2 separate regions of the Mus musculus genome follow, and region 2 is linked to region 1. A link is a contact called in ENCODE POLR2A ChIA-PET data. All regions are on one chromosome and are shown on one strand. Each heading gives the region's core, a stretch centred on a gene start or an enhancer-like site at or near the end of the contact. The rest is flanking DNA. Distances are from core to core; before and after follow the strand shown.

The links. ChIA-PET counts read pairs that join two places held with the same protein, here RNA polymerase II (POLR2A).
Region 2: POLR2A ChIA-PET joins it to region 1 with 23 read pairs in embryonic stem cell. The contact joins the promoter of Itga2b here to the promoter of Slc25a39 in region 1. POLR2A ChIA-PET finds 5 or more read pairs at or near these places in 3 of 5 experiments (Patski and embryonic stem cell).

What each region holds. Positions count from the first base shown.
Region 1 is chr11:102,404,959-102,411,758 of GRCm38, reverse strand. It overlaps Slc25a39 (solute carrier family 25, member 39), which reads left to right and starts at 4,242. Exons shown (of 12, transcript NM_026542.3): 1 at 4,242-4,369; 2 at 5,105-5,204; 3 at 5,338-5,397; 4 at 5,509-5,553; 5 at 5,933-6,066; 6 at 6,680-6,747. The coding sequence starts at 5,120. It overlaps Mir6930 (microRNA 6930), which reads left to right and starts at 6,772; the gene lies at 6,772-6,800.
Region 2 is chr11:102,466,404-102,473,203 of GRCm38, reverse strand. Itga2b (integrin alpha 2b) reads left to right here and starts at 3,321. Exons shown (of 30, transcript NM_010575.2): 1 at 3,321-3,679; 2 at 5,303-5,424; 3 at 5,514-5,611; 4 at 5,715-5,877; 5 at 6,101-6,150; 6 at 6,682-6,727. The coding sequence starts at 3,492.

The DNA of each region.
Region 1 (6,800 bases), core at 2,993-5,492:
TTTTATATCAGGATGCAGACCTCTGACTCCCTCCCACAGTGGGTGATCATCCGGTTGTCATGATCGGATTGTGATTACATTTCGGGAATGTGATTTTTGGCTGATGCAAACAGGCTTCAATGAAGGACGACTCTATCACTTTGTTTTTGTGAAGTCAGTTGGCCAGAAGGAATTAAGTGGCTTGGCTGGGTTGGAGTTTAGACCTTTAGAGTGGCAATAGTTATTGTATGTTCCTAAACTGCCTCGCACAACACACTCATAAATCCACACTGTGGAAGCCAGAATAGAAGCCAGTTCTGGAGGGTCTTCTTCAGGGCCCTATGGGCGTTATATACCTCTGCAGGCCACATTCAAAGTAGGGTCTCTCAAATGAAGCACTGGGGACTCAGCCCCACATATCATACCTACTCTCCCACCAAGTGGGAGAGAGGAAAGACTGTTGCCAGTGGGGCTGAGCCAGATAATGACATTTTTTTGGTTTTGTTTGTTTGCTGTGGATTGAAGCCAGGGCCTGTGAGTGCTAAGTGCGTGCTGGAACACTGAAACACAGCCTTAGGTGAACATTTGCCTTACGTTTGAAGACAGAGGCATCCTTTGGGGCTGGACATGGTGGAGCATGCATTGTGGAGCATGCATTTGATTCTAGCACTCAGATGGATCCTCTGAGAGCTCAAGGCTGACCTGGTCAGCAAAGTGACTTCTAGGCTAGCCTAGTCTACCTATTGCGATGCCCTCCCCTCTCTCAAAATAAAGTAAGATAAAATAAACAAAATCAACTTTATACTAATTCTAAGTCTACATATAAGATATTGCATTTAGGCTGGGCAGTGGTGACGCACACCTCCCAGCACTTGGGAGACAGAGGCAGGCAGATTTCTGAGTTCGAGGCCAGCCTGGTTTACAGAGTGAGTTCCAGGACCAGCCAGGGCTATACAGAGAAACCCAGTCTCAAAAAACAAAAACAAAAAAGAGAGAGAGAGAGACAATGAGGTGCTGGAGAGATGGCTCAGTGGTTAAGAGCATTGACTGTTCTTTTTTTTTTTTTTTTTTTAAAGGATTTATTTATTATATGTAAGTACACTGTAGCTATCTTCAGACACTCCAGAAGAGGGCATCAGATCCTGTTACAGATGGTTGTGAGCCACCATGTGGTTGCTGGGATTTGAACTCCGGACCTTCAGAAGAGCAGTCGGGTGCTCTTACCCATTGAGCCATCTCACCAGCCCCTGACTGTTCTTCCAAAGGTCCTGAGTTCAAATTCAGCAACCACATGATGGCTCACAACCATCCGTAACAAGATCTGATTCCCTCTTCTGGTGTGTCTGAAGACAGCTATGGTGTACTTACAGATAATAAAGAAACCTTAAAAAAAAAAAAAAGAATGAAAGTTTAAAAAAAATGAGCCCCAATATACCAAAGTTAGCTCTGGTATTCTTGCTCTGCCCTCCCCCTCCCCTCCCCCCCTCACCATTTGAGACTTTAGATTCATTTGCTCCTAAACAACCCAGTGTGTGTGGCTTAAGATCAAGGATGCTGGCACACACCTCTAACCCCAGCACTTGGGAGACAGATGTGGGTGGATCTCTGGGAGTTCAAGGCCAGCCTGGTGCATATAGTGAATTCCTGGACAGCCAATAGCTACATAGTGAGAACCTGTCTCAAAACACCAAAAAAACAAAAACAAAAAAACGAGTGCTTGTGGCCTCTGCTCTCCACGTCACAGAGGCCCCTTTTCTCCCATTTCTCTGTGGCTTTGCTGCCCTCCCCTTCCTGGTTCCACTGGTCAGCCCTCCCTGGGTCTGAACTTTGGATTTCTCTTGGGGGGTGGGGGGGGGATTCAGTGGCTGGACAGAGGCTCTGGCTCTTTGCCTCTGGAAAGTCCCGCTAGATGGTGACAGTGTTGGCCTTAGACAGAGAGTTGTTGCTTAGATCTTGATATTGGATTGAAGTTCTGCCTCTACCTGGAAATGTTTCCACAGGCTTTGGGGATGCAAGCTGGAGGTCTCCCAGCTCCTGCCCTCCCTGGGGCTTGCCCTGCTCGAGCTCCTGGCCAGGCCAGCTTTGATACCAGTTCATTCCATCTGCTGCTCCGTTCTCAGAAGTCTCAGTGAGAAGTGATTGCTTGGGCCTTTTTATCTGTATGATGGCCACAAGCTGCCTCCAGGGCCCCTGGAAACTCACTGCTTCCTCCAGGTCTGTAGTTCTAGTAACCTCGTTACTCCGGACATTCCTACAGACTGCAGATGGCCTCGGACAGACACTGGGAGTCATGTTGCTGAGGCAGTGACCTCATTGAGAGCAAATAGGATCTTTTGAGTGACTTCAGGGGACTCTTTTCTCATCTATAAACTGGAAGTTGGGGTAAGGGGTGGGCAAAGAATTAATTACCGCTGGTTATGGTCTTTCATGCCTGTAATCCCAGCATCTGGGAGGCAGGAGTTCGAAGTAATTCTTGCCTAAACATGGAGTTTCGGGTTAGCCTGGGCTATGAGTCACTGCTTCAAAACAAACAGAAAATAAAGCCAAACCCCAAATCATAAACAAGAAAGGGAGGGAGGGAGAGAGGGAGAGAGAGAGGGGGAGAGAAGAGATTATACACAGGGCCTTCAGTTTTCTTCTCTACAGAATAGAAAAATCATCTCTGCTCAGAAACGTGGTAAAACATTAACTTTGAGGTTGAAATGGCCTTAGCAGGCGCTGGATTCCCAACTGAACCGACAGCTTATGAAACGACTTTTGTGTTACCTTTTTTTTTTTTTTTTTTTTGGTTTTTCGAGACAAGGTTTCTCTATATAGCCCTGGCTGTCCTGGAACTCACTTTGTAGACCAGGCTGGCCTCGAGCTCAGAAATCCGTCTGCCACTGCCTCCCAAGTGCTGGGATTAAAGGCGTGCGCCACCATGCCCAGCTTTTGTGTTACTTTTAAGCCAGGTTTGGGGTGAGAGGACACAGGATAGGACAGGGCAGCACAAGCGACACTTCACTCGTGACTCTCCTGCCGCCTCTGCCTCACGGCCAACCGACTGCCCGGGCCTTTTGATCATTGGCTGCTTTCCTAACTACCCGTTTGCTCTCACTCCGCCCCCAAAGCTGGAGGATCCGAGCCATGGAAATGCCGAAAGGGTTTTCTCAGGGTAAAGTTATGGTTGGCCACTTGGAATCCACGTGCTAGCTGGGCTGGCTGGGCGGCTCCAGCGCGGTCTGCAACCAGTTGGGGACTGAGGGGCGGAGACGGTAGTGACGTCAAAGCCGCGGCCTTTTCTTCTTAAAGGTGCAGCCTCACACCGCGTGTTCCAGTTTCTGTTAACACCGTTTTAGCTTGGAAGTCTTAGAGGCGAGGCGGGCGGTGGGGTGCCGGGTACTGAGCTGGTGCGGAAACAGCGCTGTTTGCAAGCCCACCGGGGAAGGCAGCGGCAAAAGTTTTAACTTGAGTCCATTTCATTTTCTGTAAAATGGGGGTACCTACGTCTGTAATTACCTACTATGAAAAGTTTTGGTAGAGGCCATTTCTGGCCTACATTGGAAACTATGCCAGCAAAGGTTACGTAGATCGTCTTGGGGGAAAGAAACAAAAAACTTCTAAGTATTAAAAGTGGTAACAGTCTAAGATCTGTCGCGAAACACTGGTTTTCTTTCTTGCTCTACGTTCTCTGTGTCCTCGGCCCAAAGAGGTCCTGTAAATTTGCCCAGGGCCACACCACGTCTAGCCCAGGTTGCAGGTCGGCTGACAAGGCTGCCCTGCAGGTCATAAAGCGTTCTGGGGTTGCAACCCCGTTTCATCATCCGTAAAAGAGGATGGTGATTCCAGCCAACAGGCTCGCCATAAATCGTAAACTCCCGCCACGGAGCTAAGTGGGCAGATGTTTGCCATTGCTGTCCCACACTCTGATGACCTTGAAGAACCGACCCTCGCGGCAGCTGCCTCGTAAAAGGACGCGGAGCAGCAATACCCAAGCGGTCAGGAAAGTTCCAGCGATCGCAGGTCTGGACTCCCCGGACAACACTCCTGCAGGGCGTGGGCAGAGGAGAGCTACTGGAGCCGGGTGCAAGCGCCGTCCAGTCGGCGACCTTGACCTGCCGGCCGCAAGGAGCGCGGGGCCGCGGCGACCCGCCCACGCGGCCGCGGCGCAAGGGCGGAACTGGGGGGGTGGGAGGAGGGCCGCGAGTGGGCGGAGCTCGTTGCACTCCGTGCGCGCGGCCGGTCGGCCACGGGGCGGGGCTTCGCCTTCTGGGGGCGGAGCCGGTCTCACCGCTCTCCCGGGCGGCCGCTGTGCGAAGCGGGCACGCGCGGACCCTGCACCGGCCGCGGAGCCGCTATGGGCCCGCCAGGCCCCTGGCGTGGCGCGGCGCAAGGACCGGCTCCGAGCCAGGTGGGCGGGCCTGGGCTGGAGTGGGTTCTCCGAGGGTCCCCGGCTGGGAGGGGAATCGAGGCCGCGGGAAGGGGGTGGGCCTCTCCGTGAACCCCTTTACTGGGCCTGGGCATGGAGTGCGGCCGAGTCTCGGTGAAAGGGTTTGTTACTAGGTCTCTGCTTCCATCTCCGCGGCTTGTGTTTAAGAGAGAGAGGAGGCAGACAGAGAATGTCCTGCCATCCAGGCCTCACGGCCTGTCCTCTCTGGCCCCAGGCAGGCAGTGTGGGGGAGGGCCAGCAATCTTGGGAAGGAAGGTGGACCTTCCTCTATCAGCAGATTTGTTTACACGTTTCTCTCGGTGCCCGACTCGACCTCTCCTCGCCCGGGGCGCTCATGTGTCCGCCCAGATGTTGGGTGGAGGGGCTCAGGTGTTTGATCTTTCGGCCTCTGGTCTGGAGGAGCATGTGGCTGAGAAAATAGCCATCACTGTCTTTGGCCGACGGCTATTCTAGCTTCTTTCCAAACGAATGACGTAACCTTGAAGGTCACAGCAACCTTTGAGCCTTAGTTTTCCCCTCGGCAAAGTGAGCACATTTCTAGATTTTAAAGATTATAGAGGCAAACTCTGGATGAGACCTGAGTGCGCTGTCGTTAAAGTCCCAGAGCACCTTAGCTCATGCTTGCTCCCCACTCCCCCCACTCAGGCCTGCCTTGTCAGGGGGTAAGCTCCATTTGACTGTGGTGTGTGTTTTCAGGATTGAAATTCCAAGATGGATGATCAGGACCCTGGGGGCATTAGCCCCCTTCAGCAAATGGTGGCCTCAGGAGCCGGGGCTGTGGTCACCTCCCTCTTCAGTAAGACCTGGGGAGATGGGGGATGGGGCAGCTGGGGGTTAATGTGGGCTAAAGGTTGGAGGCAGTTTGGTTCTGATAAAGAAGAGGGTGAGTGGTGTCCTGAAGGAACCTTCAGACCTACCTCCTTCCCCAGTGACACCCCTGGATGTGGTGAAGGTCCGCCTTCAGTCTCAGAGACCCTCGGCAACCAGCGGTGAGTACCAGATCAAGGCGAGCTGCCTGACAAAATAAGGATTTCCCAGAGATGGGGTTCTAGTGGGGGAGGCTGCATTCCTGACCACCAGGGCTGACCTTTGTGTTTCAGAATTGACAACTCCCTCCAGATTCTGGAGTCTCTCCTACACCAAATGTGAGTGCCCCAAGCCCCAGGCCCTTGGGAGGGCCCAGGGAAGAAGTGTTGAGTATCCCTCGAGTACCTGGGTTACCCATGATCATAGAGTAGTACATGAGCCCAGCAGTGGTGGTGCACGGTGCGCACCTTTAATGTCCCACTTGGGAAGCAGAGGCAGGCGGATTTCTGAGTTTGAGGCCAGCCTGGTCTATGGAGTGAGTTCCAGGACAGCCAGGGCTACACAGAGAAACCCTCTCTCGAGATCCCCTCCTGCCCCCCCATACTTTGAGGCCACATTAGTCAGCTTTCTGACACTGGAATAGCCACATATTGACCCAGCTATGTCACCCAGCAAGGCTCCAGGCCCTTCCACCCTAATGTCCGTTCCCTTTCCCAGCATCCTCCGCTCTACAGTCCCCAGGGAAGTGCCTCCTATACTGCAATGGAGTCCTGGAGCCCCTGTACCTGTGCCCAAATGGTACCCGCTGTGCCACCTGGTTTCAGGACCCCACACGGTTCACTGGCACCTTGGTAAGGAGCAGAATCAATGTGTCTCTGAGGGACTCGATTTGGATTTGGCTAGGCTGCCGGTGTGGGGAATGGAAAGCAAATGGGGTGGTTGTTCAGTGTAGGAAGGGCTTACCTGGGAGGCTGTTCCTTCAGAAAGCTTTTTGGTCCTGATGCTGAGAATCAAAAACAGGACCTAATAGCGTAATACACACTAGTAAAGTTCTTTACTATGGAATTGTTTTGTTCTTTGCTTTTTGTGGTTTTGGGGGTGGGGGTGGGGGTTTGTGTGGTTTGTTTGTTTAGGTTTGTGTGTGTGTGGGGGGTAGTGGTAGATAGGGTTCTTCTTGTAATAGACCAGGCTGGCCTCAAGCTCCCAGAGATCCACCTTCTCCACCTCCCGAGTGCTGAGACTAAAGATGTGTAGCACCAACGTCCATCCACTTCCTTAAGGTTTAAGGGGTGGACTAGGAGTCCACCTAGAACCAAGTTGGGGGGCGTGGAGTGGGGTGTGAGTGTAGAGCTAACTGGCTCTTCTCAGGACTCAAGCAAGACTCTAGGCAGAGGCTGAGCCAGTCCATCGCAGGCCTTGTTCATCTCTGTCTTCTTTCCCTGGGCTGCCTGCTGGCTTGGTCAGGATGCCTTTGTGAAGATTGTGCGGCATGAGGGCACTAGGACCCTGTGGAGCGGCCTCCCAGCCACCCTGTGAGTACCCTAGTCATGGCTGGGTAGGGAAGGGGGTGCTTGAGAGGTTTGGG
Region 2 (6,800 bases), core at 2,072-4,571, 62 kb before region 1:
CTCAGGGAGCAACAGGCAAGCAGATCTCTCGAATTCCAGACCAGCCTGGTCTGCATAGTGAAACCCTGTCTCAAATAAAATGAAAATCTTTAGAACGCTCCATCTCTGATAAATAGATGTTCAAATTCCTTAGTGTGGCGTTCAAGTCCCCTTCAGTGTTGTGAGTCCCTGCCTGCCATTCCTGCCCTCATAACCCACCCACCCCTTACGCACTCCTCACTTAGCCCTCTACTTCCTCCTCTTGATTCCTGAGCTCTGGTCTCCTGCTCTGGTTACGTGTATTATTCCCAGTGTCAACCAGACAAAGCAACCTGTGCTTGAATCCTACCTGTGGCATTCCACCTGTGGACAGTATACCCAGAACTCTGCTGAGGCTAGTCTTTGTCTTCCTAAAATAGTCCCAGCCGGATCCACTTTCTAGAGCCACTTCGTAATTTCTGTTCTCCAAGGCGTACTTGCTGTCCCCGGGTGGCGGTCCTGAGTGTCCTGGGCTTAACCTGCTCTAGACTGAGTTAAGACTCTTGACTTGTCTTTGTAGCTTTTATGTCTCAAACAATAGAAATTGTTTTCTAAAACTCTGGTAAGTGGAGCTGGAGAGACGCAGTTAAGAGGCTTTACTGCTCTTCTCTGCATCCGCATCAGGCAGTTAACAACTGCTTGTAACTGCAGAACCAAAACCCTCTGGCCTCTGTGGCACTTGTACACACATGGTGCTAATAAGCACACACACGTGAACAATACGTTTAAAAAAATAATAATAATAAAGCTTGTCACATGGTATGCACTTTTAATCCCAGCACTTGGGAAGCAGATGCTGGCAGATCTCTTTGAGTTTGAGGTTAACATACATGGTCTACAAAATGTCAGGATAGCCATGGATACACAGAGCAATCTTGTCTTGAAAAACAACAACAAAGAGTCTACTCCAGTGCATAAACCAGCATTAGTAGTGGCATCCCTGGAGTCTCAGCTCCAGAGGTGGAGGCAGCAAGATCTGAAGTTTAAGGCCAGCCTGGGCTATTGAGACCCTGATTTGAAAAGAGGCCACAAGGGGTAAGAGTGAAGGAACAAAGACAGGGAGAAGGCTCAGTGAGTGAAAGCACTCAGTGCCAAGCCTGATGGCTGGAGTTCAATTCCTGAGACCCACATGGTAGAAGAAAACCAATTTTTAAAAGCTGTGAACCCGCCAGACGTGGTGGCGCACGCCTTTAATCCCAGCACTTGGGAGGCAGAGGCAGGCAGATTTCTGAGTTCGAGGCCAGCCTGGTCTACAGAGTGAGTTCCAGGACAGCCAAGGCTACACAGAGAAACCCTGTCTCGGAAAAAAAAAAAAAAAAAAAAAAAAGCTGTGAACCCCCATATTCATGCCTTGGCACACATGCCCATACATACATACATACACAAAACGGATTTAAACTGTGGTTAAAAAAAATCCAAGGCAAGGGCCTGGAGAGATGGCGCAGGGATTAAGAGCACTGACTGCTCTTCCAAAGGTCCTGAGTTCAAATCCCAGCAACCACATGGTGGCTCACAACCATCTGTAATAGGATCCAATGCCCTCTTCTAGTGTGTTTCTGAAGACAGTGACAGTGTGCTCACATACGTAAATAAATTAAAAAAAAATTTTTTTAATTGTAAGGCAAAAAACTACCATGTGATGTGAGTCAATATTGGGCTACACAGAACAGACCAACAATTCAGGAAGCACTTATCTGGGAACAGTAGGGAGACAGAGGGTCAGCAGACACTGGTGTGTGACTGACTACATACCTGTCATGTTTTGGCACTGGAAACACACCAGTGAAGAGAGCCCTGAATAAAATCCAAGGAGCTTTCTGCTTAGTGAGGGGTAAAATGTTAGGCTGTGTGCTAAGGGGAGGCATGCGAGGAAGGGAAGAGTTAGGAGTGCTTCAGAAGAGGGGAGAGTGGTAAAGTAGGATAAGGCAGTGGTTAATTCATGGAAATAAAGATGGAGGGGACATGGCTTCATGGTAGAGCACTTGTCCTGCATTCGAAAGGCTATCCCTAGCACTGCAGAAAAGGAGGGGAAAAAAGAAAAGACTTAAAGGAGGGTGTGGCTATAGTCCTACGACCCTTTGCCTTGGGGCAAAAGGCAAGCAAGACCATCAGGGCATGCGTGGTGCTCTTCTGCTCTCTGCCCCCTACCCCCATAGAGAAGGATCTTTTTTTTTAAAGACTTATTTATTTATTATATGTAAATACACTGTAGCTGTCTTCATACACACCAGAAGAGGGTGTCAGATCTCATTATGGATGGTTGTGAGCCACCATGTGGTTGCTGGGATTTGAACTCAGGACCTTCGGAAGAATAGTCAGTGCCCTTAACCACTGAGCCATCATCTCTCCAGCCCGAGAAGAATATTTCTACGCAGAATCTGACCCTCCTCACTTTGTTTACTCCTTCCATCCTTTAGGAAGACTTCAGATTCAGCCTTTCAGCAGCACTACATGCTGGGCTGTGGGCTAGGCCCTAGGACAGCAGAAAGAACCCTTGCTCTCAAAGGACTCGGGTACTCAACCCAGTAAAAAGTGCCATCAGGTACCATGCCCATGTGTGTGTATGCCATGGTGCCATCCTGAGGACTCACGAGGTTTCTCCTAGTCAGTGACTCCGTCCACAAACAGTTCTGGAAGGTTCTATTCTAGCTATCTTTCAATCTATTTTATTTATGTAGATACTGTCAACCAAAAAGGAGCAAAGCTGTTCACTTGAACAGCTGGTGCTCAACCTCGAGGACTGTGAACGCCGCACCTCAGAATGATGTCCTTTTAGCTCCATCTCCCCCCACTTAGGCCAAGACCCATTCATCACCCCTCTGCCCAGTATTGAAGGCTCCAGTGTAACCACACTAAGACTTGGTTCAAGATGGAGACGTGAGGAAAGTGATGGTCAAATGCAACCGGCTGAGGCTGCCCAAAGGCTCATGGGGGAGGAAGTGGGTAAATGTCCTACTCAAAATGATGACAGCCTCTGGTCTTATCAGGGGAGAACAGCTTGCTTACTCCTTCCTCTCCCCTTGGCCACATCACAGCATTCAAGAGCAGGATGGTCAGCTGCATGGGGGAGGTAAGAGCTGTACAACTGTGGGCCATGGCAAAGTGAGCCAGGCAGCGAATTCATGGTTATACTTTCCCAGGCAGAAAGGGATGGTGGCTGGACTTTCACAGTGACAGAGGAAGAGAAAGAGAAAGGGGATTGCCGGGCTTGTGGCTGAGAAACAGAGACAACAGGACATGGAGGTGAGCTTTCCTGGAGAGGAAGGGGAAGCAGTGACTTCCAGCCATCAGCATCCATCCCCGGGGTGGGCCCTCCCCCGTCCTAGTCGACGTCTAGAGGCTATTGCCCTCTGCCATGCCTGCTGCTCAGCCATGAGCTCCAGTCTGATAAGCTGAAACTTCCGGTGGTGGGAACTTCAGGGAAAGGGAAAGAGCTGGCCCATTCCTGTTTAGGACGTTTGGGAAGAAGGAAGATGGCCAGAGCCTCCTGCGCATGGCATTCCCTGTGGCTTCTGCAGTGGACACCACTGTTCTTGGGTCCTAGTGCTGTTCCTCCAGTCTGGGCCTTGAACCTGGACTCTGAGAAGTTCTCCGTCTATGCAGGTCCCAATGGCAGCCACTTTGGCTTCTCAGTGGACTTTCATAAGGACAAACATGGAAGGTGAGCGCTAAAGGACATATGGGCGTTAAGAGAGGTCTGCACCCTCGAATTGCTCCTGTGGACTCTCTCAGTACCTAGATGAGCAAGGTCAGTTCTCCGGTCTGAGTGGAGCTCCTGTCAATGGAGGACCGTTTCCAGGGTGGGTACTGGGGAGAGATAGCAATGGGGAGATGAGCACAAAAGTTTAAAGCTGATGTCTTCCTTTTTCCTTTTCCCCAAGTGTCAGTGATGTGACCGGCTTTACCTCCCTCCCCTCACCCTAAACTGACTGGCAAAGCTACAAGTACCTACCTGGTACACCTTGCTTTCCTCCGTTCCATGCCTCACCTCCTTCCAAATTACAGATGTTTGAAAAGAAGTATTAGATTACTAACAGTCAGTATGGATCAGGCTTTGAGGTCAGACTCCTGGCTCATCTACATAGCTGTGTTTATCCTGAGTGACTTATTGAGATGGACACTGGATTGCCCAGGACTGGGGAATAGTAATTATTCTCAAAGACAGCTGCAAGAAATTATTTCTTCTGCCTGAGAGAGCCACTTCATCAAAAATCAGGTCCCCTTCCCAAGATGGCTTGCACGCAGAGACTATTCGTGATGGGGAAGAACCCAGGGTTGCCTCAATTCTAATGATTCTAAAGGGCACTTCTCTAGCTGAGTGTGGTAACATGTGCTTGCAAACCCAGGACTTGGAAGCTGAGGCAGGAGAACTACCACAAGTTAAATAGCCAGGGCCACATAACAAGACTCCATCAGAATAAATACATAGAATTCCTGATGGGTGTCATGACAGACACCTTTAACCAATCTCCTTTACTGGAAAGCAGAGTTAGGCAGAGCCAGCCTGCTAATCCAAATAGTGAGTTTCCTCCGGGACAGCCAGAGCTACATAGAGAGAGCCTATCTCAAAACAAATAGACAAAACCAACCAAACGAAACCCTCCTGGCATCAGAGCTCCTGAGTGCCTCTGTTCAACTCCTTTCTTTTCTTCCGGTCTCCTGCTTCATTCCCCAAGGTCTGGTCACATGGGCACGATTTAATAAGCATCCTGTGTGTTTATTAACGCACACGTTTACAAAAGCATGTTGCCGGATCATACTAAATACCTCTCATACAATTATTGCATTTACTCTTCCAACAGCAACATTGGTTGTCATTACCTCCATTTTACATATGGCAGGCCTGATTTAAACAGAGATCTGCTAGGCTCCTCAACCCTGTCAGTACCGTACATCCCAGTGAGCTCTCCCCGGCCTTCCCCCTTTCAACCAGGTCTAGCTAAGGGATCTCTCTAGAAGTTTGACAGGCAGACATTTTGTCTGGTTCTTGTTGGGAGGGAGTGAGGGTGAGGGAAATCGGTGTACAAAGGAAGCATAACAGGTCTTTTCAGTAAGGATTATTAAAGCCTTCCCATCCAAACCAAACCAACTGGTTTAGTCTCAGGTTAATTTCCTAAGAATCCACTTTCAGCTAAAATGAAGAGGTTGTCCTCAAAGGACTATCTGTGAGGAAAGGTGGTCCAGTTTTTCCTATGCCACGCCTCCTTCCAGGTACTGCTGGGGCAGTGGGCACCGGGCAGGATAGAAAGGCCATAACCTGTGCTCATCCAGCTTTCCTACACAGCGTGTCCATCGTGGTGGGCGCCCCCAGGGCCCTAAACGCAAGTCAAGAGGAGACTGGAGCCGTATTCCTGTGCCCCTGGAAGGCCAATGGTGGCAAGTGCAACCCGTTGCTCTTCGACCTCAGTGAGTCTCAAGAATGAAGGGGAAAGGGGGTCCCCAGGTGGAAATGGATGGCCGGGCTCCAGAGCTCCACCTTTACTTGTGCCCTCCAGGGGATGAGACACGAAACCTAGGCTTCCAAATTTTCCAAACCTTCAAGACCGGGCAAGGACTTGGGGCGTCGGTCGTCAGCTGGAATGACGTCATTGTGGTGGGTACTGTGGACAAGTCAAAGGGAGCAAATCCAGGGTAGGGACACGTTGGGGGAAGCCCGAATAAGCCCCCTTCCCTACTCTCCTGTGGGTCTGCTCTAGGCCTGTGCCCCCTGGCAGCACTGGAATGTCCTGGAAAAGCGCGATGAGGCAGAGAAGACTCCGGTAGGAGGCTGCTTCTTGGCTCAGCTCCAAAGCGGGGGCCGCGCAGAGTACTCGCCCTGTCGCGCCAACACCATGAGCTCCGTTTACGCAGAGAGTTTTCGTAAGCTCTGGTTTGCCATTCGCTCCGCCCACTGATCGCTGCCAACCCCGCCCCACCAAGGACCTCGGGCCCCGGGGGCCCGCCCCTCCGCTACACCACGCCCCTGGGCCCCGCCTCCATGTCCTCCGGGCTCTGCATAGTTCCCCCTGCCCACGCGGGGCTCTTGGCTTAAGCGCACATTCGGGGGACCTCCCCTTGGCTGATCCCCGCTTGCCTCTTGTAGGCGGAGACAAGCGATACTGTGAAGCAGGCTTCAGCTTGGCGGTGACCCAGGCAAGTCACAGGCAAAAGCAAACAAGAGAGCTCAGCTTGATGGTTGAGACAGGGGGAGGGCGAGTTTGAGGTCAGCCTGGGCTACATACAAGGCAAGCCTGGGCTTCAAAGTAAGACTGCTCTTAAAAGGAGAAGGGGATGGCTTCGGTGGTCCACGCCTATAATTCCAGCAATTGGAGGCCGAGAAAGGGGTGCTCGAGTTCGAGGTCTACCTGGGCTAGGTAATAAGACCCTGCCATAAAAATGAGATAAAAATATATTAACATTTAGCCGGGCGTGGTGGCGCACGCCTTTAATCCCAGCACTCAGGAGGCAGAGGCAGGCGGATTTCTGAGTTCGAGGCCAGCCTGGTCTACAAAGTGAGTTCCAGGACAGCCAGGGCTACACAGAGAGACCCCCTGTCTCGAAAAAAAAAAGGGGGGGGGTCGGGAGGATGAGAATAAATGAATATGAGAATACCATACAGGCAGAATGGTTCTGGGTTGTTCTAGAATAGGAGAGACCGTCTCACGACCAGGACTTCTTTTTCAGGCTGGGGAGCTAGTGCTTGGAGCCCCTGGAGGCTACTTTTTTTTAGGTATGTGCCCAGGAATCCAACCCACTCCCATCTCGCAGTTTGGGACTCATGTTTCTGAGCTCCCATAGCCCTC